7 separate regions of the Homo sapiens genome follow, and all the other regions are linked to region 1. A link is a loop called in an ENCODE intact Hi-C map of the cell type or tissue named here. Cell type or tissue: mammary epithelial cell. All regions are shown on one strand. Region 1 has its middle 82 kb from the start of SCAF11. Region 2 overlaps SLC38A2 (solute carrier family 38 member 2). Region 3 overlaps SLC38A1 (solute carrier family 38 member 1). Region 4 has its middle 110 kb from the start of SLC38A4. Region 5 has its middle 130 kb from the start of SCAF11. Region 6 has its middle 150 kb from the start of SLC38A4. Region 7 has its middle 58 kb from the start of PCED1B.

Region 1 (4,000 bases):
GTGTCTCATGACTACATTCTGTGTATGGCTTCAGCTTCCTTTTCTCTACTTCTTTGATCACAGCCTGTCTGCTCCCCTCTGCCATTGTCCCAGCATTCTACCACTAACCAGTTCTTCCTCTTCCTGGACACTCTTTAAGCTCTCAACACTTATGCCTCACCACTGGTATCCCTACCTTAGAATTCTCCTCTCATTCAGTTCTTCCCACCCATTGATGCCATTCTCTAGAATGTGCTGCTTTTATCTTGGCACCAACTTTGAAGGCTCCCCAAGGACTAATGGATTAAATACAAGATCTTCAGTTAGGGCCTTCACAATGTAAACTCATTCTCTATGAGGCTCCAGAATGAATTCTTTACTTCATCCAATCAGGTCCCCTCAAAGTCTGTGATGAATTCAAGGGCACGCGTCTTACAGGGAAAAGGTTAGCAAATTTTTTCTATCAAGGGCCAGAGAGAAAATCTTTTGGGTTTTGTAGATCCTGTGGTCTCCGCTGCAGCTATTCAGTTCTGACACTGTGATACTAAAGCATCTGTAGACAATGTATAAACAAATCAGTTTGGCTGTGTCCCAGTAAAACCTTATTTATGGACTTGGACATTTCAATTTCATATAATTTTCATGCATCATGAAGTTTTATTCTTCTTTTGATTTTCTTCAATGACTTAAAATTGTAAATAGCAGTCTTAGCTCACGGACCATACAAAAATGGGAGGCAGGCTGGGTTTGACCCACAGGCCACACTTTGCCACTCTCTGTTCTAGGAGATCACTGGTCATGAGCTTTTGACTTGCTGTTGACTTGCCCTGACTTGCCACAGGGTGGCAAGAGCAGGCCCTCCTCTTCCCGTGATGGCATCCTTTGTCATGTGAGGTGCAGATCTGCCCAGCATCTGAGTCTCTAATTACCTACTTAGAAGAAGTTCCCCCGACTAACCCCACGGCCACGAGAAGGTGGAATACCATTCCCTGTGGCTGGAGCACTGGGCAAGGAGCAGATGGGGCCCTTTGGAGAAAAGGCAAGTCCAAGCTATTAACAACATGCATGACCTCCTCCTCCCACTAAGTCCCACTGGAGTCCTTCTGGGAACTAAAACCTCACAGCTAAATAGTCTCCTTTTAGTATTAGGTGGAGGCACCTGACCTGCAGATAAAGGTCACTGACACACACATTCCCTGGCAAGTCTTCAGATAGTGTTGGTAGTCGTGTCATTTGATAGGGACTCTGAACCTGCAGCTTAATGCTTCTATGGAGCCAGAGAGGTTTCCTGTCTGTCCACTGCTAAAGGGAGGCACTATTCACCTTCAGCTTCCTCCGTAAATTCCAGACCTAGAAGACAGCCCTCTGTGCCTTGCCTGAAAACCAGATACAAACACTTCTAAATCAGGAAGATTGGCGTGTCTCCAAGTTGCCTGAGAATTTCTTCAGGAGTGCTAGCAGGGGAAGGGACAATGTTGGAGGTGATGGGAAGAGAGTGTGCTGAGTTCGCCTTTTCAATTTTATCTTTTCTCCTGCAGTTGGATTGTTACCAATGAGACCTGGGAGGAAGCCAGGAGGCAAAGGCCCGGAACTCAGTGCTGAAGTTGCATGGCTGTCAATGGCCACTAGAGGATGCCAGAGCCCGAGATTGGGGAGCCCAAAAAGGCACCATCTCCTCCAACCGCCTGGAGAATTACTGGCAGCTAAGAAGTGAAAGCAATAGACAGGGTGGCAATAGACCATAAGGAAGTACTGTTCTGCCTGACCATGTGGAGGGGGACAAGCAGGATCTCAAAGTATCCAGAGCCTTAAGGCACAATGGACCAAGTAACTTCTTACTTTATCTAAGGGCAATGACTGAGGCAGGTAACTCATGGATCCGGGCTAGGAGTGAGAAGTGCTTTATGACTGCAGTGAAACACACAAATAAACTCCCTACCTCCATGAATTCTACATTAAAATCATTAAATAAATAACAGGAAGTGCTGGAGAGTAAAATAAAGAATAAGAAGTGGGGTAGGGTGTAGGGGCTTGAACAGTAGCCAAGACCATGTTCAGATGACAGCAGGTCAGAAAACAAAGGAAGGTAAAAAAAATGCTCCTTCTCAGCCCGCAGTGAAGAGCAGTGAGCTTAGCCACAGAGGTCTTGCCCACTGTGCTGTCTGCTTCTCCCAATGATAACCACCCCAATCTGCTTTTAGGAATTCTTCAAAGTAAAGAAAGTATGTGGAATCCAGAGGAAGATGGTCATTTGTTTAGGAAAACAAAATTATAAAATTGGTCTTGTTCCGGGTGCGGTGGCTCACGCCTGTAATCCTAGAACTTTGGGAGGCTGAGGTGGGTGGATCATGAGGTCAGAAGATCGAGATCATCCTGGCCAACATGGCGAAACCCCAGCCCTACTAAAAATACAAAAATTGGCTGGGTGTGGTGGTGCGCACCTGCAACCCCAGCTACTCGGGAGGCTGAGGCAGGAGAATCGCTTGAACCCAGGAGGCAGAGGCTGTAGTGAGTGGAGATCACACCACTGCACTCCAGCCTGGTGACAGAGAGAGACTCCGCCTCAAAAAAAAATTGGTCTTGTACCCTGGAAACTAGCATAAATTGTAAAAGGTTAATTACAATCAGTAATTAAAATCCAAGAAAATTTAAGTCAACATGGGTGAATTGGTTGAGTGCAGAGGGCAGTAAAATGTTGTTATGATTCTTAAGATTGTTTAGTGGATACAGATTCTGACTCATGCTAGACATTGTTAGAGCTGATCTTAAAAATATGAATGTTAAAATAATAAGGGAAACCACTAACAACAGGAATACACTGTATAATTTTTCAGCTGTTTGAGAAAAACACTAGTCCTAAAGGACTCGTGGGAAGGATGATGGCCCCCACCTCATTGGAGCCCAGGACTGAAGGAAGTGTCGAAAGCAGCCAGCTGATATCAAGGGATCAACAGTGGGACATTTCCACTGTGGGTATCTCTGAGAAACCCACAGCATTGAAGAGTCAGCTTGGAACATCTAGATCGCGATACTACCAGTAGACAATACCAAGTCCCTTTTCTACAGACCTAGCCCTGAAGCAAGAAAGTGAGCAAATGAGGGAGAAGTTGACCACGTCTCTATGACCTATTGCAGACTTTCATGACTAGAGCTGACCCAAGCCTGCAGAAGGAAAAAACTAAGTAAGATGGAGTTTGGAGTTCTCATTATCACACTGGATTGGGTCTCTAAATGTCAAAAACAAAAAGACAGTTTATGTGTTACCTACAAGTGATCTAAAGAACTGTGAGACTTGTCCAAGATTTCACCCAAGGGCAAGGAATGGTCTGTTTGATGGAGCAAGTTCACTGAGGAGTGGTGACATAGTATAAATGTGTTTTATAATTGTATTCTACTAAGCTCAGCCCATTCAGTATAATTGTTGCATTAAAATCAGATGAATTTTGAAACAAGATGAAAGTATTAAATAACACCAAGAGGGATTTTTACATTAATGAACTAATGACCTTTATAACAATGTTACTCCTTCCTTTGTCCTTCCCTGCTAGCTCTCCTTCAGTCCACTAAGGAGATTTTCCTTTCTCTCGCCTCCTTGAGCTTCCTATTTGCCTCATACTCTACTCATTCTACCAACATAATATGAACTCCACCTCCCCTTGTCTCTCTTGTGGTCAGAAGCCCTTCTCTCCCTACATGTCCTTTACCCATAAGAATTAAAGGGTGGCTTCATCAATGCGCTGCTGTGTGGCCTTGAGGAAGTTACCTACCTTCACTGGATTTCAACTGATCATCTGTTAAGTGCAGAGAAAATTTTCCCCTTTGAAGATTAGATAAAATAATGCTTGTAAATTGAGTAAACTGGCATATGGCACATAATAATAAATGGTATTAACAGTTATCAGTGAAACAAGATTAGTGGTAAGAGAAATCTACCAAAATATTTCATTTTCTTTCAAGAGCAGAAAATGAGCCTTCTCTGTAATATGTGCATTTTTAATCTAGCATATAGAAAAGTTTAGAA
Region 2 (4,000 bases), 280 kb after region 1:
TGCCATTCTCTTGCCTCAGCCTCCCGAGTAGCTAGGACTACAGGTGCCCGCCACCACGCCCGGCTAATTTTTTGTATTTTTAGTAGAGAGGGGGTTTCACTGTGTTAGCCAGGATGGTCTCAATCTCCTAACCTCTTGATCTGCCCACCTCAGCCTCCCAAAGTGCTGGGATTAGAGGCATGAGCTACCGCGCTCGGCTGTGTTGGGGATAAATTGATTAAAAGATAGATGTCTGTTCCTATGAAGCTTATAGCTGTTGTGGTGGGGAAGTCAGAAAAAATGTGATTTGAGGAAGCAATCAACCATTGAATTGGGGCAAAGTCATAAAAGAAGGTTAGTGTCCTGCATGGAAGCCTAGAGAAAAGAAATCCAAAGAAAATAAATGTATCAATATCTCTGGACTGTTTCATTAAACATTTTGGGGGTTGCCTTCTTAGCTAGGGTTACCAACCATTCCCAGTTTGCCTGGGACTGTGGTTTCCAGGATGCAGGACTTTCAGTGTTAAAACAGGACAGTTGGTCCCAGTTTTCTAGCCTATTTCTAGTGCATGACCATTGTACCTCTCCTCTGAAAACTATTCTGCCCACCATATGGGTAGGTCCTGGCAGCTATTTGTACTGTGTTACCCTGCCCACCAAACTACATTTGAGATTAGGGTGGAATCTTGACCCATTACTGGCCGATTTGTATTGAGAAATTGAACTGAAAACAAGAAGCTCAGAATCTAGTTGCATAGTTCTATAGTGAAATTTCACACATTTCTGTCATTGAGGTCTCTAAAACAAAGACAGTTTTTGATTTTTGGAAGCTGTTTATCTTTTAATTCTCTGAGGCATCCCAATCTTTTAAGGAGTTCTCTCCATCTGCCATTCTTGCTTAAACTAATTTAAACGGATTTTTTTGTTATCAGAAATTTGACTAAGCCAAATGTCCAGGTGTATTTCTAAATTTCTACGTCAAGACAAACAGCTCTGGTTCTTTATTTAGAAATGTTCCTAGAATATTCCTTAAGCTTAATGGAAATCTCTCTGGAATAGCTAGCTCCCTGGTTAGAGTACCGTATTTTTATATTCAGTGGACATGTCAACCCAATTTCTTTCCTTTCTCACTCCCTTCCTGCCTTCCTTCACTCCCAATTTTTTTTTTTTTTTTTTTTAACAGGGTCTCACTCTGTCACCCAGGCTAGAGTGCAGTGGCATGATCACGGCTCACTGCAGCCTTGACCTCCCTGGGCTTCCAAGTGGCAGGGACTACAGGTGCACACCACCTGGCTGATTTTTGTATTTTTTTGTAGAGATGGGGTTTCACCATGTTGCCCAGGCTGATCTTGAACTCCTGGGCTTCAGCAATCCACCCTCCTTGGCCTCCTAAAGTGCTGGGATTAGAGGCATGAGCCACCACGCCTGGCTTCACCCAGTATATTTCTAATTGTAGATAAATAAATTTGCATTCTGGTTCACTTTGGTAATTTTTTGTATTTTATTTATTTGAGACAAAGGGTTTCACTATGCTGTCCAGATTAGTCTCAAGCTCCTGGGCTCAAGTACTGCTATTGCCTAAGCCTCTGGAGTAGCTAGGACTACAGGTATGTCACCACGACCAGCTGGTATCATTTTTTTCTAAAAAATAGCACATTTGAAAGTGTATGGATTTTGTTAGAACTCGTCTGACACATAACCCTACCCTCTTTCCAATGAGCATGTTAGTTGCATATGGTAGGTGTTCAGTTAGAGCTTGCCTATGAATACTTGAAAATTCCACAAGTCATTCTTCAATTGATTTGTTGCAAATTCTGCTGCCTTTCCTAATCCTTCTCATTTGACCATCATTAGTAACTGCATATTAAGTTTCTTGGAGACGTTTCCTGACTTTGGAACTACCATCAGGCATACTTGACTATCCCAAGGTGTGGTCTTTTCTGTTTCAGCTCTGGTTATTTCATTTCACAAGCCTCAAGCTTTTCGGACTTATCAGTAGGCCATACCTAAACTAGCCTGTGTATCTTAGTAACCTTCCCACTTCCACTGTTGCTCAAGTAAAACCATGCTGTTACACGCACCAGCTTGTCCATTAATTCCTCTTTTCCTGTGACTTTTTCACCAAACTGAACATATCCCAACTTCTTTCCAGGCCACTTGATTGCTCCTGGAGTTTGTGCATCATTATCACCCGAGTGGCCTTCTTAAGTAAAAAACCAGATCCTGGGCTACCCTACAGCTGGACCTTTGCAATCAGACAAACTAGGCACGTTTCAGAAAGCTGTGGTTTTAAAAGGCTCTCCAGTTGATTCTGATACATTATTGACCTATTTATTTCCATCAGCAGGGCTGAGCCTGGGCTCTTATGATGCATTTTAGCATCTTCCCCCAACTCTCCAAGACTTTCCATTCCTTCTCACTTTGGAAACTTAGAATCTCTGGGAACCTAAACTTTTTTTCCTGACCATTCATCACAAACATATGGACACCTACTAGGTGCTAGGTACTGCAGTTACAATGCAATTTGCATTAGACACTGCCTATCCCATTACCTGAAAAAAACAAAACAAAACAAAACAAAAAACACTGCTACTCAGGATTAAGCATGTATTTATTTTAGTTCAGTTAAAACAAACATACATTGTTTCATTGAAACGGTGTAGCACTCTTTGCCAACAAGCCATACTAGAATTGTTGGCCTCTAACAGTACAGTGGGGATATTTACACTATATACACAAAGTTAATACACCCAGGTTCTCAAAGGTCTTCCATTACACTAGATCACATTTTATTTCATTACACTAGATCACATTTTGATTACTGCATTTTGAAAATGTATTCCTTATTTAAATTTTAAATAAGAGATCTGAATTTGTACCAAGATTTCATGAAAAAATTTGATGTTGTTTATTGCAAATACAATTTAAACAAGTTTTTTTTAGTGTTTGTACACAATTTGTCAATTTTTCAATATTCAATTTTCTGTACAGGTACTTTTGGGACAATTCTTATAGTTACATAATGTGAATTCATCAAAATGCAGTTAAGAAACTTACAGGAATATATACACTTGAACCCAAGACCCAAACCTGACATTATATACAACCTATTTACAAATACATATGGACAGACAATATATGTACATAGATTATCATAAATATTGAAAAATAGGTTAGCTTTAATGGATTAATGTTGTTCTATAAATAACATTACAGTTGTAACTGAAACATCCACGGAAGACAGTAATGCAAAATGAGGTGACAAGACAGTGGTTTTAATACTGAAGACTGCTCATTAATGGGAATTCATTGTTCAGGAACCTCAAGGTAGACAAGATAGCTCCCAGAAAATCATCCATTGGAATTTTCCCTAGGCACTTGATTTTGAACCTTAAATAGCCAGAGGATTGGAGGAGCTTCCTCACATTAATTTGCTGTAGAGAAAAGAATTTTTTTTCCATTCCTTCCTGGTTGCCACAGTATCTTCTCCCATACAAAAAAAAAAAAAAAAGTCTGTAGAAACAACTCTTGGTATTCCCTGGCAGGTCTTAGATACAAAGTCAGCAACTCTTTCCAGGAGCTCATGCAAATTTGCCAATTCTTGGTCTCAACTAGAGGTGAGGTTCTGCATTCGAATGGAGTGCCTAAAGCCCAATTAAATGAAAGCAGTGCCGTAGAATCTGTCTTCCCACTGCCTTTCTATTTCTAGATGGCCCCCAATTATTTTATCTTCATAGAAACAGACAAAAATGGACCAACGGTTTCACCCAATGTAGCACTACAAGACGTCTTCCAGTTCCATAAGGGTCTTTAATTACACATGTATCTTGTTTGTAAATTTAGTCACATATAATACAAGAATGCGTAACAAAAACCATGTCTCCACATTTCTGGCCCTTGCCCCAAACAACATTTTTAGTTCAAGGGCAAACCTTACAGCCAGATGACCAATTGACAATTCCATTATTTGCTTCCTTCAACCACTTAATGGAATTATGTATATTAGATTTTAGACATTATG
Region 3 (4,000 bases), 110 kb after region 1:
AGGAGCCAAAAGTCAGACAAACAGAAGAAGGCACACCAAGCCTGAACCCTCCGGACAACAGCAGAGTTACCAGCTGAGGGATGTCCCTGGAGGTTTCTGACCCATGAGAGGCCCCCTCACCCTCCTTCACCCTCCTCCTACCACCAAGCTCTCCAGCAGTCATGGACTTATTCCTCCCCGTTTTTACTGGACACCATGTTTCAGGCCAATCTGGTCACCTGTAGTCTGGTGGCATCTCTACCCCTACTGTCCAGTAGGTGGGATGTGGCTGGGATGGACAGTCCAGATTCTACTAACAGGCAACTCTGAACAAACACCCTCCCTGGAAACAATATTATATTTGATGGTTAGATTCTTTAGCAAACCTATTACATTATTCGATGTCAGCTAACCTATTGGTTTGATCATCTTTTCCAGCTGCTCTAGGGGCCTAACCACCATGGATAACCTGGTCTCTAAAGGAAAATACATTCCAGGTTGCAAACAACCAACTGACAACCTTTTGGAATATGATCTCCTTATACACTGGGGCTGCCTGTGCCTAAACACAGTAGATTTCCCTCCTGTGCGTATTTCATCAGCCCCACTTCCAATAAGTAACATTAAGTAAATTAGGGATTGACAGTATTCTGTGTTACAATAACTAGAGAACAGTTCTAAGTCCAAAGTGTGGAACTGGCACTGTTCACTAGTATAGAGATCCTACCTACCAAAGGAAAACGTGCTGCTCCCCATGCCTAGGGTATAGTATTCTTTAATCTACTAATTTAGCAGAAAAACTTCCATAGCACTTGACTGTGCTGTTTAAATTCGACCTAACATCTGTGATACATGTATTTTTGGCTACCAATTAACTATTCTGAATAAGAATAAGAGCAGTATACTTTACAGCTAATCTCACACAAAGGATGTAACTAATCAGTGATATTTGACGAATTATGGTAGGGTCTATTATATTCAGTCAACAACAAATTTAGAGAAACATACAAAGGTTTTTAAAAATATGGGTGGTGTCACACAGATCAACAACACTGTGCCTCCTCTAAATAAATCTATTTTAAATAAATATTCCTTGTATTGACACATGAAACCCAGAGGCCCAAAAATATCACTACACATCCCAGTTAATGATAAGGTTCTAAATTGACTTTGTGAGGGTAAAATGAATTGCTATAAAGTAACAAGGAAAATAGAAAGTAGCATAATATAGCTTGCAAACTAAATTATGTATTTTTAAAGGTACAGTCATCCCACTACCTGGCTATTTCATTACTTGGTGCTCTAGACAAGCTCCCAAGAACTGACTGGATCTTGGCTTGTTCTGTTTCTGTCATTGCTAATATAATATGGAAAACATTGCTGAAAAGAACAGAGATGGCCATGGATATGGCTAGGTTAGGTATTCATATCCAAATATCTGAACTCTAACCTAATGTGGATATGATTCTGTAGCATTATATTAAAAGCTATGATGATGCAATGCAGGAAATAACCTTTCATTCTCCCCCCTAGAGGATCACGACAGGTGCTTCAATGCCTGCCTTATCTATGGGACAGTAGTGTGATTCTCAGTGAGAGTGAAGGCCTTTGGGGATTTGAGTCAGGAAGGGAACATGGCTAAGTGCCTGGAAACTCTGCCAACAGTCTGCGGTTAGATTCTACTTGTCTCTGGATAAGAAATCTGTGCTCAGTGAACTTATGTGTTTGGAAAATTTAACCAGAATATAGAGGAAGCATAAGTCCTGTTTCAAGAGACCAGCTCACGGAGCATGCACATTTCTCACCATAGGCAAGCTATGGACAATTCAATCACATGGGATGGCCCCACTTAGGGGAATGCAGTTCTGGGTTTCCTTGCTATCCCTATTCTTTTTCAGCTACAAACTCTCTTCTTTTTCAGTCTCTTCAGTTTCCTTGTGCTCCCTTTAGGAGAGGGACAAGGGTAAGAGTACCAGGCAACTCTGTCCTCCTGCATGGACAGTTGAGACGGGCAGTAATGGCACAGTCCTTGGTTGGGGAAGAGAAGAGGAGACAGCACAGACACTGAGACCCCCTTGTCTTCCTCATCTGGGGGAAGGAAGGTACTCAGTGATTCTGTCAGAAGCTCTTCACAAAGACTATCTCTGAGGGTTTTTTTTTTTTTTTTTTCACAAGACTAGATGGAGAATTAATGAAGAAGAAATAGAAATGAGGCTTATTTAAGGTACAAAATTCTTGTATTTGTAATAACCTAGATTTATAGATATAAAACAAGTCTTTTAAAGACTTCCCTAAAATACTCAATATAAAACAGGAGTTACTTATCCTAGATCATCCTTAGTTAGGTACACATGATTCTCTGTGCAACTAGCTGGTGGACATGAATAAAAGCTGCTGGGCCTATAATGTACTAAAACATTTTTCTCCCTTCAGCAAGACAGGTAGGGTTGAAGGCTAAATGCATCAGAGGAGTATTTTCTTAGGCATTTTGGACAATCTTTTTGCAGTAGGTTCCATAGGTTTTCCCCAGCGAAAGTTGACTCAGACCAGAGTAACTCTGACACAAGTTGCCAAGAGGGAAAAAATACTTCATTTGCTAGATTACCCAAATGTGTAGCTTCATTTAATTACCAAGGTAAGAATCATCCCCAACCACTTTTCAGCTGAGAACACTTGCCAGAGAATGTCTCTGGATGGGAATAGATGTGGTACCAGCTAGGCCACTGGACTACCCGAGTTCAGCTGCCAGGAAATCAGAGCCACCTCAAATATTGGGCATGCTCTGATTCAGCAGTGGCAGTGCCCTATAACTTTCAGATGATTATCTCCATGTGCTATGTTAACCAAAATAGGCAAATTATTTACGAAACCATTTTTTTCTGTAAAGCAAAATAAATATATACAATTCAAGATTCTTTTCTCTTCTAAAAAGGTACAGATAGTGTGAGCTGAACATCAGTAGGAAAATTATTTCAGAATCTGGATGTATAATAAATAAACATTATTGTATATCATGTTTTCAAAGTTCTAAGAGACCGGGAAGCCACAAAACATAGAGTTAGATGGGTAAAAAATGATTGTGAAAAGTACTGGGAAATATGATTGTATGAAATTTGAAAAAAAAATTTCACAATCCCTAAATTGATCTCAAATCTTGGAGGGACATGAAGCATTATAGAACCATGTCTCTGTTTTGCAACCAAAAAGTTATTCCATTTTAAGTATCCTGTACATTTCTGTTTGCTTCTGTAAACTTGCAAAAGAAGTGGTGAGAGATTGCTGATGTGTGGGGACTTGACTGAGCAGACAACAGGGATGTTTCTTTTTCTCGGCGGGTTTCAGTGGCCTTCGTCACTACTCGATGAGCAGGCCCAGTCATAGATGACCAAGGGAATGCTGACCAAGGAGAACAACACCCCCAGGCCCAAGAAAAGGGCAGCCTGGAGCAAGAGAAAGGCAAGGGTTATTTTCAGTGCAGCAAAATTTTTCCACATGTACCTGGGGAAAAAAAATAGAACAGTTTTTCCTCTCCCTTTGTGTCCTCTGGTATTCAGAGTTTGTCACAACCATGGCTGAACTGTGAGAATCTTTCTAAAATTTTATGAATCTGATTCTGCAAGGATGGGAAAATAGGAAAAAAAAAAAACTAGCTAAGCAGAGTAGTCCTCTATGTCCCATTCTTTGACTTCATGGTCACCTCAAGTGTATGTATCCATTCTACAAATAACTGGGTATCCTTATGGCTTCTCTCAAACTAAGATTACAACCAAGGGGGAATAAAGGCCTTAGAAAATATCCAGGTCATTTTGTTATTCATTACCTACCAACTTAGCTTATCACTGGCAAGCAAACATTTCTGTTTGAAAAAGTGGAAAAAAAACATACAAAAGCAAAATAGATTTGATTAAGTGAAATAGGAAACAGGTGTCAAAAACTAAGTTACCTGAAGGGCTGATGAAGGCCATAGGTGGACAGATGATGATATGGTTTGGCTGTGTCCCTACCCAAATCTCATCTTGAA
Region 4 (4,000 bases), 860 kb after region 1:
TCTGATGGAAAATAAGGACATAAAAAGATATTCCACATCATGTCATTAGGGAAATTCAAATTAAAACAATGAGATGGCAATAAGCATCTGTTAGAATGGCCAGAGACCCAGAACACTGACAATACAAAGTGCTGGCAAGAATATGAAGCAACAAAAAGTCTCATTCATTGCTGATGGAATGCAAAATGGTACAGCCACTTTGGAAGATGGCTTGTCAGTTTCTTGTAAGACTAAAGAGACTCTTAACGTACAATCCAACAATCATACTCCTTGATATTTACCCAAATGTGCTGACGACTTGTGTCCACACAAAAACCTGAATCACAGATGTTTATAGCTGCTTTATTTGTAATTTCCAGACTTGGAAGCAACCAAGATGTCCTTCAGTAAGTGAATGGATAAGGAAACTGTGGTTCATTTAGACAATGAAATTTTTTTTAGAACAAAAAAAGAAACGTGCCATCAAGCCATGGAAAGATAGGGAGGAAACTTAAATGCATATTAGTAAATGAAGTAAGTCAATGAAAAAGCTATGTATTGTATAATTCCAATTATATGACATCCTCAAAAAGACAAAAATATGGAGACATTCAAAAAGGTTCAGTGGTTGCCAAGAGTTAGGGGGACAGGAGGGATGAATATGCAGAGCACAGAGGATTTTTAAGGCAGTAAAACTACTCTCTATGATGCTACAATGGGGAGTACGTATCACATATTTATCAAAACTCATAAAATGTACAACGCCAAGAGCTAAGACTAATATAACTATGGGCTTTGAGAGATAATGATGCTTCAATACAGGTCATCAATTGTAACAAATGTACCACCCTGGTGGGGGATGTTGATAGCTGGGGAGACTGTATGTGTGGGAGGGCAAGGGGTACATGGGAAATCTCTGTACCTCTGCCCAACTTTGCTGTCAACCTAAAACTGCTTTAAAAAATAAAGTCTATTTTTATTTTATTTTATTTTTTGAGACAGTGTCTCCCTCTGTCTCCCAGGCTGGAGTGCAGTGGCATGATCTCAGCTCACTGCAAGCTCTGCCTCCAGAGTTCAAACGATTCTTCTGCCTTAGCCTCCCTAGTAGCTGGGACTACAGGCCCACGCCAACACACCCAGTTAATTTTTGTATTTTTTAGTAGAGGTGAGCTTTCACCATCTTGGCCAGGCTGGTCTCAAACTCCTGACCTCAAGGAATCCGCCTGCCTCTGCCTCCCAAAGTGCTGGGATTACAGGGGTGAGCCACCACACCCGGGCTCTGTAAAGTCTGTTTTTAAAAAAGCATAATTAAAGCTAACTCTGTCAAGCCTTCAGATGTAAATTTTATACGATAAGATAAGAATTTTCCCTCTTTAACTTCAAGCACTATCTGTTACTTTCTTCAGGAATGTTATAACAAATAGATTCGTCTGGGAGTTTGATGAGGAATAAAAACTATCTAAAAGTAGGCTTGGTTTTCAATTTACATTTCAACATGTCTACATAAATGTGGGCAGCCTCTCCAAATTCTTCATTCCCAAGAGAAAATTTCAATTTTTATGGCAAGCATATAATTATCTATTTTCTTTCAAAATAATATTTTAGATATTTCCTGTCCTTAAGATGTTGCCATTGAACAAATAACAGTTTGAATTCTGATTCCCTAAAACATATGTGAAACTAAATGAGCAAGGCTAGTGCTGACATCTACTGTTAGAATTTGGGTGTGAATGACTTTACCATGCACAGCCCTTTCCTAAGGAGTTGGGAGTTGTGCAGCAATAGTTGTCGATATGGGGTGACTGACTAGGAGATCATTGCCCAAAGCTCTATTATCTTGAAAACAGGTGCAAGAGAACCATATAGCACTTTTGAGGTAAATATAATGAAGATTTTGGAAAAAGATCAATTAATGTCAAGAAGTATTTCCTATTTTCCAGGAGCCTTCCAAAGACTCTGTCGTCTCTTAACAAACCTCCTACTCTGTTTCTCCTATATTGTTTCTGACCCTGGTGCTTTAAAGAAAAGATAGATGTGGCTACTGAGTTTCAGTGTTGTCTTTAGGAGAGGGAAAGAGAAAGGAGAACAGAACACTTCCCTGACCCTGGTGTTTCTCCTGCCCTGGTGCATTGCTCTAGATTATAAATCGGCTGTCTACCTTTTGTTTTAGCTGTCGTTATTCTTCTCTGAAAATATTTTCCACCCCAACCTAGAAAATTGTTATTGAATTTTGTCACCATGACTATTTTAAAAGGTGCGCATTGTGTGAGATCTCACATTCCACCTCACAGTTACTTATGTGTCCGCCGAGTAGCTAATACCTAGGCTGGTGAGAAGAGACTGAGAATATACATTCCAGTCAAATAGAAATGCATTATCCTACCTATGTACAAAGGGAAGCAGGAGTGTGTTGCAATTGTCAGGACGGGACTTCTGTAAAAATCGAGACTGGCAATGTCAGACCTGATGTTTGTTCATCATTGTTGTCAACCTAGCACAAGATCACACAGTCCTAAGAGGAGGAACCAGAAGACTTGGAAGCTTTGATGTGGATAATCAACCCCCACAGAACATACAAGCCGACGGCTCTATGGTGTCTTCTGGTCTTGCTCTTGCATTATTGCCCTTAGTTTTATACTTTCTTATCTGATAGATACACACTTCTTAAGAACATTATGCTTGTTGCTAAGAACTATGAAGGAGTCTGCCTCAACGTGAAGAACACAAAGAAACCTTCTATATTTTTGTCCTGTTGTTCATTTGTTTTCAAGACAACTCCAGTAGGTTCATTTTTTAAAAAAACTACTTTTTTAGTTCTTATATTTTTAGAGTAAGTTATTTGAATATTTAAAATGGAATTCGTTTTTTAAAAGATTATTGGTAGAAGTCAACATTCTTCATGGAAGATCTAAACAAGCTTAAAGGATTTGTGTTCTTTGGAGTCAAATCATAAAAATACTTCTTTTATTCATACAGATATCATCAAAGCACTTCTGCACAACTGCCTTTATTAAGCTGGCATTTTGGAACCAGCAATGTGCTGTAAATCTTTGTAAAGATCTTTTTCATAGAAGACCAGTTTATGTTCATTGAAAAAAAAAACTCTACAGAACATTACTGAAGATTGTGCATAGTGAGTTGATCAGCTCTTTCCACTCCAGTGACGCTGTTCCACATGGAAGCCAGGGCAGTACAGGGTTAAAAACATGCATGCTGGCATCAGAGTGCCTGGGTTCAAAGCCCTGCTCTACCAATCATCCACAGGATGAGTCTTTGGGTAATTTACTTCAGTCTCAGTGACACAGTTTTTTCATCTCTAAAATGGGATAATAAGTTAACATATGTTAAGTATTTAATGCTATTCCTGGCACTTCGCAAGTTCTCAATTAATATAAGCTATCATTATCATTAAATGTAACAAGTTACCAATCATACTCTATTTTGTTATAAAAGAAGCATCCCAAATCACTGGCTTGTCTTTGTCATTTAATTGTAAATTAAGAAGTGTTAGGTTTAGAAAATATTGATTGGCTGATAGAAACTCCTTATGTAAAAGATATTAATATTCCCCAAAATTTCTCTAGGGAAGATATTTTTAATACAACTGTGATTTGTAAAAAAAACATATTTTTTCAACTTTTGTTGTCTCAGTTCTGTTTTTGTTTGTTTTCTTTTGTTTTTCTATTGCTTTCCTTTAGTATTTCAGTCTGTTTTGTGCCCCCCACATTCCTCTTATTTAAAGTATCCTAGGCTTTCATCTTGTTTTATGACAGCTCGGGCAGGGCCCTGACTCCCGGCTTATTAAGCATGGTCTCCTCTAGGCCTTGCAGTGAAGAGAGATCTCAACAGGGCAGTGTGCATTTTTGTTGAGTGTGTGCAGAAAGGGAACACAGAATTATTTGACCATTATAGTGGTCTCTTTCCTGGTGAGGAGTAGGAAAGGGAAGAGGAGTGAAGTCAATTGACATTAGAAAGAATATATGCAAACACCTCAACACTGTCTCCTTCTCCAGCCCCTCTA
Region 5 (4,000 bases), 52 kb after region 1:
GTTGAACTAGCCATAAAGAGACTGGGACTTCATTTGATACTCAGAATAACTCTGCAAGGAACAGATTAGCACTATTTCTATTTTTCAGACAAGGCAGCTGATTCCTAAAGTGACACTTGGCTAGATGGGGAAATCAGGAGGTGAGCCTCACTTTTTAAAATATACAAGCCCCTTTCTCTTTCCACCAACGCATATGAACTCATGTAATATCCATAGGTGGAAAGAAGAAGAAATTTTGAGTTAGATGGTTTGACCTGGGCAACCTTCACATCTTCCATGATTTCATCTCTACCCAAGGCTTCACTTAATCTAGGTTTGACTTGTCTTCTGAGGTCCATATTTAAAGTTATGACTATCTGTTGGGATCTCCACCTGGATAACTTTCCCCTGAATCAGTTTTTTCGCATATCTCCTGTTCCTCACTAAAGATTTTCTAGGACCCAGGTTTAAAAGCTTAGAGTTGCCTTTGACTCCTCCCTACCCCTTTCACTTCACCGGCATACCTATCAATTATTTATCTCGAAGTTTTTCAGAATTATCCCTTCTTTTCTCCTCCTCCTCCTCCTTTTTCTCTTTTACCACTTTACCTATAATTGTGACCCTCATTACTTCTCCCCTGGACAGTTGTATAATCCCCCTACTTGGTATCCTTAATTGCATCCCCTTCAACTTTCTTTAATTCATCATAAGCCTCATTGACAAATGGATTACTCTGAGTTTCAGCTTCAGACATATAGCTTTTCTACTCAGAAACCTTGAATAGCTCCCCATTGTTTAGTAAACTAAGTACAAACTCACCAAATTTAATAGATAATATTTATTGAGCATTTACTATATTCCAGGCACTGACCAAAGCACATGAATTCTTTCATTTAGTCCTCAAAACAACCTATGAGATAGGCCTTTCTATTGTTCTCACTGTACAGAAAAGGTAATTGAGGACCCGGGCTACTAAATAACTTGCCCAACACACAACAAAAATGTAACTCAACCCAGGCACCTGATTTCAGAGCCAGCACATGATGTTGCCATTCCAATTTAGTTGCCACTTTTTGGAGGTGAAGATTAGGCTCATAGTAGCCAAATCTATACATATAATGTTCAAAAATGTCTTCTAAATGTCATTTATGATTTTTTCCCCGCCTAAAACCCAAAGTGTAAAATTCTACTTATCTTTAAAGACCCATTCCAATTCTATCTACTTCATAACATTGGTTACGGTCCCTCCAACAGATGTGGCCTCCTCCTCCTTTGAATCAAATAACATAATAATTTGTTCACTTCATCTTTTGCCCCTTGTTAAATGCCCTTCTCTTCTGAGGCAGGAGCTGTTTTCTTACCCATACATTTTGAAGTGCATTAAATTGGATGGTTGGATACAAAGTTCCCAGAAAAACTGCCGCGGCTCCAGGTATCAAATTCTGTGCCCCATGTCTATGCAGATCTTAATCTATACACAGTTTAGAGCTGAGGGCCCCTGAGCAGAGTAGATGGGTTACAGACCATCCAGGCCATAATCTGTTGGGGCTTCTGCCAGTGTAAACAGATGATTATTGGAGGATAAACTTTGGCTATATGAGTCTAGTTTTAAAGGACTAAAAAAAGGAAAGGGCCTCCCTAAACTAAATAACTTTGCTTTAGTTAGAAAGTCTAAGCTAATTGTTTTCAAAGCCCTTTCTAATCCTTCTAATTAGGCACAGGATCGTCTCCAACTTTTTTTCTTGATTTTGTCTCTGAGTGACACATTGAAAGTTAATTTCAGGGCAGAGTCAAGTTTTACACTTCAATTTACAATGTACAAAAAACTTAATTGACAAATAATGTTGACTGAACTGGAATATTGAGGAGTTATCTTAGTGATTCAGACTCAAGTTAATCTTTCACCAGAAATGTCAAAACAAAACAAAATACGAACCACGGGGTCATGTGTACTGACTCTTGAGATGCTAGGATTCTGGTGCACTCCTTGGAGCTCAAACACACAAAACTGAAAAGAAATAGAAAGAATCCCTACTTGATTATTAATTCAAGTAGTATTTATAGAGTACCTACGATGTGGTAGGGATGGCATACAACACTAGAAATACATTGCCGAATATAAAATATCAGATCCCTGACCTCCTCAGTTTACAGTGTTCACTGTGCGTAACATTGGACTGACAGAAGCACTAGCTTACCTTAGTATGGAAGTGCTTGTGTTCTCTTGTTCCTTTTTTTTTTAATGGAATGAGTCAGCTGTTCGGTCCTCCACTGAAGCCTGAAGTTAAACTTTCTAATCTTTAAATTTGTATGGTTATTTACACATATCCATTGATTTTCTTCTTCAATTACACCAATTTTCACGATGATTATCCCCCAGAAAGTTAAGAATCTTGTAGGTGCCAATCACTACGTTTAAAATAAGTTGAGCTAAACACGTATTCTGAGGTTTTCAACAGTTTTATTTTAAAAAATTGTTTAATGTGTCCTGAGCTGCTCTTTAATGCAGCCGTCAGTAGATGGCAGCACATTACTCTTTGCTCACTCTTCATGGGTTCAGGGGAAAGGAGAGAAGAGAGAGCGAGAGAGAGCGAGCGAGAGAGCGAGAGAGCGAGAGAGAGAGAGAGAGAGAGAGAGAGAGGAGAGGAGAGAGAGGAGAGGAGAGGAGGGGAGGGGAGGGGAGGGGAGAAGAGGGGAGGGGAGGAGAGGAGAAAGAGGGAGAGAGAGAGAGGCTTTTCAACACACCCTGTTTTGGAAAGACAGCTCTAACTAGATTACAGAGGAACAGTTTCCATATCTAATCCTCACTATCTCAAAGATGTTGCTTTAATTCTACACACTATTTTGTATTTGTAGTGCCTTTATTTTAAATTCCATACACATTATCTCATCGTCAATATGCCATTATATGTACCATATTAGCTTTATTTAGATTTTCAGTAATATAGGTCGAATGTAGCTTTTTGTGATTAAACAGCCCCATTAAAAGACGAAAACTCTGAGTAATGTGAACTCATTTTGGAAAGCTGTCTCTGAGCCGATATTGAACATTAGGGATCAGAGGACTAGGGAGAAATTGTCTTTGTTATGTCAGCTTTCAGTATTACCGCACCTCCTCAGAATGAAGCAGAAATAAAAATCACTACTCTATTATTCAGCCATTTTGACCTTGTACCTTTCCAAGGATTTTTATCCATGCCAGTGTTTTGAGAGAAAGGGGAAATGTTTGCACTTTAGACAAACTCAGAATAATTCTGAAGGCATGTGAACCGCTTAGCTTTCAACACAAAAAGGCTTCTAAGCTTCCGAAAATGTGCAAAAACAAGTAATCAGTTCAATCCAACAAATACTTATTGTTCATTTCTTTAATTATGCAACAAACATTTTTTGACTGTTGTTCTTTAAAAGGTATTATGCTGGGTGCTGTAGAAATACCAAATGAGCATGACATACTTCCTGCCCTCAGGTAATTGTTCTAAGGCAGAGAGAGTAAGGCATATATACAAACAAATATAAGGCGTATGTTCAATAAACACTTGTTACATGATTGAATGGCCATAAGACAGCTGTAAAAATGTGCTATGGGATTTCAAAGAGGGAAATCATGTATACAGGTTAGAAAAAGGTACATGGAAGACATGGTCCTGACATGGCTTTAGAAGAAAGATATAATTGAGGGGTCAGGGAGAATGAGGGCACTCTAGGTGATTGGAACACCAGGAACACAAAAAGGAACTGTCCTTATGAAAGGGCAGTTAGTCCAGTTTGGCAGGAGGCTAGATCAGGCATCAGCCTCCCACTTAAAGAATCAACAAGACACACCACGGGACATAACCTCTTGGCAGCACATTTACCAAAGCAGAAGTTAAGGCACAGAATTCTACAACCAGAACTTTAACCAGACCCTCCAGGGTGGACTTCGACATTCAGAGCCCAGTCCCTTGTGTGGTACAGGCAAGCTCCTTGTTTTTTCTTAGCAACCAATAGATAACAATTTTTATTTATTTAGAACAATGACTTT
Region 6 (4,000 bases), 610 kb after region 1:
TCACATAAACTCGGAAAGTCAGGGCTGCAGTGAGCTGAGATGCCGTCACTGCACTCCAGTCCAGGCACAGAGTGAGACCCTCTCTCAAAAGAAAAAAAAAAAAAAGAAAGAAAGAAATTCTAGTCTCTCAGGGCAATATTTCAGAACAGCCCTCCTTGTATATTTGCCATACCTAGTTCTTTCTTAATTTCTTGACTTAATGGCTTTGGTAGGCATGTTTGTATAATTAATACTCTAACCCACTGAAATACATCATGATCGACTATCATTCCAGAACACTAAACAATATTAAATGTAAGGATGGTGCATGTAGCTTCACATGCACAGCTCAGTGAACACTGCTTCAATCATTCCTCCAAGCTTTTCATTATTTCAACCCGGAGTCTACATTCATCTAAGTCACTACATGCCTCTATTCAAAATCCATATTTAGTTCACAAAGTAAATATCTGTATAAGTATGAGCAATTTCAAAACCACACAAATGCCACTGTTTTATTCATTACAAGTCTTCATGAAATATTGCCCTCAGCAGAAATGAATGAATGTCTTTACCTGAAAAGGAATCAGGAAAAGGAATAGTTTCAGCATTGCCAAAAATGAGATAGAAACTTGTCTTATGACAGATAATCCTTAGATTATGAGATAAACTGCCTTCTTCATAATACTCCTGACACTTGTGACACCTTTGACTTTTTAATGTAGTTCTAATACAAAATGATATCTTAGAAGGGTGTTTCTGAAATTTAATTGTTGGTAAGAGTCAACTAGTGGAAATAACCAGTGCAAGCTCTTCGGCCACATCCTAACTAACTGAAGATGGGATCATAATAGCTGTAGTATGAACTCTGCCCACTCCTAAACTCTAGTCACGCCTGGGCGTGCCTGCCAAGCTTTGTAATGGCTTGCAGAAGCCTGTTTCTAGGAGGCTGAGGAGGTTCCTGGGAGAGAGGCAAAGAAGATAGATCCAGTCACAAATGGTAGATTGGTCTGAATAAGGACTAACTTTTTGATTTAAGATGAGAAACTAGAAGAAGGTACAATGAGTGGGCTTTTACACAGAAAGCATTGAGTGAGAGGGTACAAGCGAAAACCAAGCAAATTAGATGATGTCGCCTCTAGCGACTCAGCAAGAGCAACAGTAGCTGCCCAGTCCTGATACTTCCATCTGTCCTGGAAAATAGCCATTGGGTCCCCTCTGTTCAGGAGCCAGGCATTTGTAGGCTGGGCCACCCTGGCCCGAGGAACCTGCCAGGACTTGAAATCTATAGAAACAAAAGGCAGTTGTTTTTATACATTAAACACAATATCCAAGTCAATAATTGCTGGTTTAAAGTCTAGTGCCCCAATCAGCTGTATATTTAAGGATATTCATACAACAAATTTAGGTGACAGTTTGGTGACCCAAAGAAAGGTTTTGTTACCACATTCCAAAGGGGCCTTTTTCCAGAGGCTCTATTGAGACCAAAGGGAGAGGCAGTTTTTGTGATCTCACTGAGTGTATTGCTGCGATTTATCTCCAAGCCCAGCCCCCACAACATGAATACTTCAATACTGTTGTGAGGAGAGAACAAAGTAAAGACTGGAAGGGCTATTTCTCTAAATTTAAGACATTAGTGCAGTGGCAGCTTGGCCTGAATAGTTCTTTAACAGATTATGACCCCAAAGGAGGCAAGGCGATTACCCACCTCTTTTCCAAGAAAACACTGTAAAGTGCAGCTATCTCCTCTCTGGTGGGAGAGAGAAGTACCCATGGAGCATGGTGTTGGCTGGAAGATGCACTGGTAGAAAAGACAGGAGAGAGTGGCAGTAGCAGACACCAGGAGTGGATTTGTTACTAAGTATAGGTGAGCCATCTACTGGAGGATCCCCAGAAATATTTGTAGGGTGGTGGGGATTTTGTAGGAGCCTGAAACTTCTACATTAGCAGTTGAGTCTATGAAACATGAATTACAACTGCGTCTTAACACCAGACATGTGTATAAACTGGGAAGATAGGTTAATTCTGGTGCTTACAGTCAGTGAAGATGAATTAGCATTCAGAGCGCTTGAGGTTCCTCTTGATGTCTTTGACAAAAACTGCTTGGATCATACTTGAACTGAGACATTATAATGCAGAGGTGTTTTTTTGGGGGATTACTAATTGTCTATTATATTTTCAGCACTACCTGGATGCTATAGAGGATGCAAGAGAAATATGACTATTCCTGTCCTTAGGGTGTCATGGTCTAGTGGGGGAGATAACACAAGTACACAGGCAACTTAGAAACAAAGTAAAAGTGGGAGTTAGGAAGATGCAGATATTTGGTTCATTCTCATAACTGTAATTGCAGTTAGCCCAAGTTGGTGGACCTAAGCTGAATAATTTCCCTGGGCTAACCAGAAATTTTAAAAACCACAGCAGATATACAGCTCTCATTTAATCCATCTTCTAAATTCCTTCTTTCTTTACTTGGATTTTATGCTTAACTGTTACTCTGCGTAATCACTGTACAAGTTAAGACTTGCTGAGCTTAGTACTACTGTTGCTTACATTGACTCAGCTTCGCATTTACATGGCCAGTGCTTCAACATTTCTTTATGAGTATGCCAACTTCCTGATTTCACTGCCTTCTGAATCCTTTTGTTGGATAAATTAAATTTATAAACAATAACTTTTATATTATATACCATCGAATCTAAGAAACCATAGATAGTAAAATGTACCATTATTTTATGTACCACTAAGAAAAAAACCTGTCACTATACTTCCATATCACTTAGAATTTTAAATTGATACTTATTAAAGGAGATCTCTAAGGCTTACTTATACAGAGAATTTTATCATATATCCTCCTTATGCATAATAAAAAGAAACATATAAGCAAAATAAATTGCTTAAGATATTCCTAAAACTTCACATTCAGAGTCTAACTCTTCCAAGTCACTTTTTAACCAAGAGTTGTTGGTGCTTTTCCACATAATACCTCCTCCGTGCATCAGAAATATTGGTTATGTATCATTACTTCTTTTAAAACTTTTTATTGAAGAAAGAGTGCATATTACATGAATGTACAGCTGAACCAGTTATCTCAAGGTAAACATCCATTAAACCACAACCCAGTCAAGAAAGACAACATCATGAAACATCCAAGGAGCCCCCTTTGCTTCCTCTCAGGCACTATCATTGTTCCTCTACTGCCACTGCCATTAGTATGTCATCACAGATTAATATATAGAATAGATTGCTTCTTTGTGGCATTTATATAAATGGAATCATTCAGTATGCATTCCTTTGTGTCTGACATTTTTTGCTTAACATTAGGTTATGAGCTGTATTCTTGTTGTATGTAGCTTGGTTCATTCATTCTTATTGCTATAAAAGACTTTATTATACGAATATACATAATTTTATTTCTCCATTTTCCAGGTGATAGAGAATTGAGTTGTTTCCGTTTTATTTTGTTACAGATAATTCCACAATGAACAATCTTTTGCACGTCTCTTTGTAGTGTAGTGTGTGTATATATGCACACATATATAGGTATTATTCAAGAGTGGAAATCCTGTGTATTTTCAGCTTTAGTAAATAATGCCAACAGTTTTGCAAAGTGGTTAATAATGCCAACAGTTTTCCAAAGGGGTTGTGTCGATTTCCTGTTACAAGAGAGTATCAATTTAATTAAACGATCAGAATTCCTTCAAGTGTGTTATATCAAACGTCAATGTCCTGTGAAAACAATCTTGTTATTATTGTTTGACTATTTGGATTTAAATAGACATCTAGGTACCTGTTAAAAGAATGCTAAAAGTGTGAAATATGAGAATGGCCAGTAACTATTTTTAATTGATGACATATTCAGCTTGGGTTGATGGGTAACTGATCTACTGATGTTCTTATACTAATATAAAAATAATGAGTAGGAATGGGTCAGGTGTACACACACACACAGGATGGTATACAAGAAATAGCTTGAAGTTAAAGAGGATGAAAAGGATTAAAAGAAGCCTGATCTCTGGCT
Region 7 (4,000 bases), 950 kb after region 1:
ACCACAATTATCTTTGCACCAACCTAATAATAATAATGGAAAACATTTTCTAAAAGTTAATTTGTAAATTGGTTATATATAATATTGTTGTCAAGCAGATCTTAAAGCAATGGTTCATGTCACTTAACTGCACAAAAGATTTAATCACACACACACGCACACATGTGCATGCATGCATGCACACACCCAGCTTATGAACTAAAGTTCAACTTTCTAAGCTTGACATTCAATATGACTCTTGATCTGGAGCCTACCCTGTTTATCAATTTAATCTTTCTCTATGATCTCCTTATGTAACCCAAAGCCTGTGTCTATGCTACTATCAGACTTAAATATTTTAGACTGCCATATGGCTATCTCCCATATTTTCCCTATCAATTTTTGGCATACTCAACCCCATTCCTGATAGTGAATTAAGTCTTCAGCTGGACCTTCTAATGTAAAATGTTCAAATTCAGAAACTAACTACACTTAAAACAGAATTACCCACTAGAATACATCAAGGCTGTACCACTAAGATAATAATAACTAGCTCTTGGGATTGGAAGGATAAGACAACGATACCATGTATAAATCACTGTGAAGATGTTACCATTATGATGTCCCTACCTCATAATAGCACTCAATGAAATGTCTGTGTCTCTCCTATAATTAAAAAGGCATTCCAAGTAGGAAAATAGCTTTTGCAAATAAATTAAAGTAAGGCTATTTACAGTAAAATAATAATAATAATAATAATAATAATAATAATAATAATAATAATAATGTAGCACAATAGAAGCTTATTTCTCACTCACATAAAATCCAAAACAGATGTTCCTGCTTGGTGGCAGGAGTGGAAGGTCGGCTGTGTGGATGAAGGAAGACTGCTTCATAGCTTCACGCAGAGCCGTAGGCTGGAAGTCTCCATCACCTTCCACATGTGGCTTCCATGATCATCCTGTGTGTCAACATCCAGTGGGCAGATGGGAAAAGAGAAAGCACAGGGTATGTGCCACCACTTCTTAACCACTTGGCCAAGACATGGTACACATCATCTCAGCTCATATTCCACCGGCAAGAACTAGTCCCACCTGGATGCAAGGGAGGGTAGGACTGGAAAATGAGGGCCCTGGCTGGGCAGAGCTTCTCAGCAACAACGCTACACTATGGAAAGGACATTAGCTATCTTTACCACAGCAAAGCACAAGGGTATAGGAGATGAAGCAAAGACAGAGAGCAGTGGGCAGGCTTGCCTGGCTAGAATATGAATTGGAGCTTCGTGGCAGATGAGAACGGTTAGGTAAGGAAAGACAGCCAGATAACAGGAGACTCATGACTCTATCATTATGAATGTTTTCTATTTGAGAGACAGCTGTGAATCCGACCTTGAAGAAGAGTTATTTGATAAATAATGATGTTTAAAACAGACACTGTAGCCACAAAGTAATTTTTGTTTCATTACGAAATGAATCTGGTTTTTATTCAGGCATATCTTCCTTATGTGGAAATTCATAACTTTAAAAACGAATCATTGCATCACTAAGAACTCTTTTCACAGCATTCTCTTACCCCTTCCAAGTACCCTTTTCAATCAATGTGCTTTCTCCTTCCTTCAATTGCTTCTATGGGCTTGCAGAATCTGCTGCTGTGTTTGTTCCTTTGCTGTTCTCCTTTAATTGCTGTCTCTGCTGTGTCTGGTTCTCCTCCTTTCTTTTGGCCCAGACTATTTATTTCTAAAACCCATCAGCATTCTGTGAGGGTTAGGATTCATTTCAGAGAAACTCAAGGGAATTACCTCTGGGTGATTTTTCAGCCCAGGTATTTGGGGCAGTTAAAATGTCATTTATTTCTCTAGACTTGCATGATGTTGTGCAAAACATGAAATTAATCTTAACTACACAACATTCAACTCTTGACATTTCAAGACCTTTATTAAAATGTTGAAATAGAATTTTCCTTTAAATATGTTAATAGAAGAGACTTGTTGCTTTCCCTATGTGATAACTTTCTTCAACTCCCACATCATCTTTCATTACCCAGAGAAACACACCTTTGATTTTATAACGGAAGTCAATGGAAAAAAAACTTGCTATATAGAAATACACATTTACAGTAAAGTTTTTTATGCTGATATTCACTCAGTAATAGAATGTATACCCATATAATCTATTGTTCTAGCTTTCCATAGATGTCAAAAATGTTGTCAGCCTGATGCTAGAATATCACTGCTATTAGTGTGCCATCTAGTGGCTGATGTTGTGATATTTTCCATTCTTTGTTGAGGTAGAAGAGGCTTTAAGTGACATATGGAAAGTCCAGTGAGATTCCTTCTTTGATACAATGCAGGGATGACACAGTTGTATAAAGCCAATGGCCAAATGTTGAGTCATCTGATGATGTGTAGAGGATCGTTTGTAAGTTCTTACTTAGCCAATATAATTAAGAAATGAAGCTATTACAAGAACAATTAAATATATTTGTTAGCTCGCTGTATCATGATGCACAAACCATATGTGCATTAACCATATACCAAGAACCAGAATACAATAAAATGCATTTGACCCTAAATTTAAATTAGATTTAATTTTACTCTTGTTATTCAGATGGTACTTTAGGATCTTATAGGTCTAGGCTTTGAATACTAATTCTCATTGTGTAGTATACAAAAATGTATGTTTGAGCTTTCTGGTTGCTTGGATTTAAAACTAAAAGTGGTTTTGTATTTATAAAGGATCAAACCTATCATGCATAGTGTGAGTGGCAGCATATCCACCATTTTAGTTGATTCTTTGTAGTATTATAACCATAATCGCATGATCTTATATATTGCTTTATTCCAATATTAAAGATTGAGAGATAATGATAATGATTTTATCTTTTAGTTATAGAATTGCCTTCAAATGCCTTGTTTTATAATCATCTCAAAGTCAAACAAGAGATTCCTTTAATCGTTACATCATTTTTCATAGGCAAGTAATGAGGGACTGAATGGTTTTGCTGTTGAAGACAGAAGGACAAAAAAGTAAAATCATATTCTCCAAACATATACAGATAGTATTGAAAAGAAGTGTAAGAATTAGTTATTGTTTGTTTGCCCTTGGAAATAACAGTTATTATTCTGTTATTATTTTTAAACATCTATTTTATTTATTATTATTAAAGGAGCAGTTATCACTAATGCAATCATTTCAGAAAAATTTTCTTTAAAGCAAACACAGGAAAACAGAAACAAAAACCACCTCCATTTAATTGAGTTCTTAGTATGTGCCACGTGATTTAAATACTTTACATACTTTTCTTACTTAGTCCTCACACAACCTGATAAAGTTTCATTTTATAAAGGAAGAAACCAGGCTGAGTCATTGAATAACTTATTTTAAGCCACATTGACAGTAAAGGGCAGCTTCTGGATAAAACCTAAGTGTGTCCAATTTTGAAGCCGTGCTTATAAATGTGACAAAAAATACTTTATAACCATGTCAGGAAAACATGCATTGTACCTACTACTCTACAAAGTCTAGCCAAGAGCAGAACTGACATGCATTGTCTTATTTGCCATAGGTAAATCAACAGGAAAGCGAAGTATAAACAGTTAACTCAGACTAGTATATTACCCAGGGTTTTATACTGGTTGATCTGCCATTATTCCAGAGGCAAGACTACAAATCACTTGGATAACATGATCCTGCAATGTCAAGGTAGGTAAATAACTTGTGAGAGTTTTTAAATGATGCCATCACCACTGCAGAAGAGTATATTTACTCCTTCTGCTTTCCTTAAAATGGCTAGCATTAGGCTCTTTATTCAGAAATTTTTATATTATAACATACCTTATCTTATATCATTATCTTCTCCCAACAATCTATTAGGCCAACGTGCTAGATCAGTGATGTTACTTTAAGGCCCTCTCAATCTTTTTTAAAAGTTGTAAACAGACCACTGTGCCACGTAAAGATTAAAGTGTAAAGACTGAGACTTCAAGAATAAATTTTAATGCTGTGATCATATAATATATAAA

What was found. A loop is a pair of places that touch in the nucleus more often than their neighbours do. Peaks named below come from ENCODE experiments on the same cell type or tissue, not always from the same donor. Only the 100,000 strongest peaks of a DNase experiment are listed, where the experiment ranks them.
Region 2: it touches region 1 in a loop (16-fold over the local background); 5 of 110 quality-filtered maps call a loop at or near these places.
Region 3: it touches region 1 in a loop (4-fold over the local background); 4 of 110 quality-filtered maps call a loop at or near these places.
Region 4: it touches region 1 in a loop (11-fold over the local background); 11 of 110 quality-filtered maps call a loop at or near these places.
Region 5: it touches region 1 in a loop (10-fold over the local background); 7 of 110 quality-filtered maps call a loop at or near these places.
Region 6: it touches region 1 in a loop (5-fold over the local background); 6 of 110 quality-filtered maps call a loop at or near these places.
Region 7: it touches region 1 in a loop (13-fold over the local background); 21 of 110 quality-filtered maps call a loop at or near these places.

Annotation. Positions count from the first base shown.
Region 1 is chr12:46,070,705-46,074,704 of GRCh38, forward strand. No RefSeq gene overlaps it. Among named protein-coding and RNA genes, the nearest start is that of SCAF11, 82 kb to the left of the region's middle. RefSeq lists enhancers at 338-1,537, 723-942, 1,734-1,783. In mammary epithelial cell, CTCF peaks have their summits at 819 (motif pointing right) and 1,603 (motif pointing right); DNase peaks (open chromatin) are centred at 827 and 1,607; H3K27ac peaks cover 254 bases.
Region 2 is chr12:46,355,616-46,359,615 of GRCh38, forward strand. It overlaps SLC38A2 (solute carrier family 38 member 2), which reads right to left. Exons shown (of 16, transcript NM_018976.5): 16 at 2,573-4,000. Among named protein-coding and RNA genes, the nearest start is that of SLC38A2, 15 kb to the right of the region's middle. In mammary epithelial cell, no CTCF peak of the experiment used is centred here; a DNase peak (open chromatin) is centred at 2,056; H3K27ac peaks cover 1,325 bases.
Region 3 is chr12:46,185,653-46,189,652 of GRCh38, forward strand. SLC38A1 (solute carrier family 38 member 1) reads right to left here. Exons shown (of 17, transcript NM_030674.4): 17 at 1-3,419. The coding sequence ends at 3,318. Among named protein-coding and RNA genes, the nearest start is that of SLC38A1, 81 kb to the right of the region's middle. In mammary epithelial cell, no CTCF peak of the experiment used is centred here; a DNase peak (open chromatin) is centred at 1,609.
Region 4 is chr12:46,932,477-46,936,476 of GRCh38, forward strand. No RefSeq gene overlaps it. Among named protein-coding and RNA genes, the nearest start is that of SLC38A4, 110 kb to the left of the region's middle. In mammary epithelial cell, a CTCF peak has its summit at 1,699 (motif pointing left); no DNase peak of the experiment used is centred here.
Region 5 is chr12:46,122,796-46,126,795 of GRCh38, forward strand. No RefSeq gene overlaps it. Among named protein-coding and RNA genes, the nearest start is that of SCAF11, 130 kb to the left of the region's middle. In mammary epithelial cell, a CTCF peak has its summit at 2,494 (motif pointing right); a DNase peak (open chromatin) is centred at 2,526.
Region 6 is chr12:46,676,121-46,680,120 of GRCh38, forward strand. No RefSeq gene overlaps it. Among named protein-coding and RNA genes, the nearest start is that of SLC38A4, 150 kb to the right of the region's middle. In mammary epithelial cell, a CTCF peak has its summit at 1,858 (motif pointing left); DNase peaks (open chromatin) are centred at 881, 1,841 and 2,521; H3K27ac peaks cover 3,124 bases.
Region 7 is chr12:47,019,189-47,023,188 of GRCh38, forward strand. No RefSeq gene overlaps it. Among named protein-coding and RNA genes, the nearest start is that of PCED1B, 58 kb to the right of the region's middle. In mammary epithelial cell, a CTCF peak has its summit at 2,221 (motif pointing left); DNase peaks (open chromatin) are centred at 2,293 and 3,333; H3K27ac peaks cover 1,207 bases.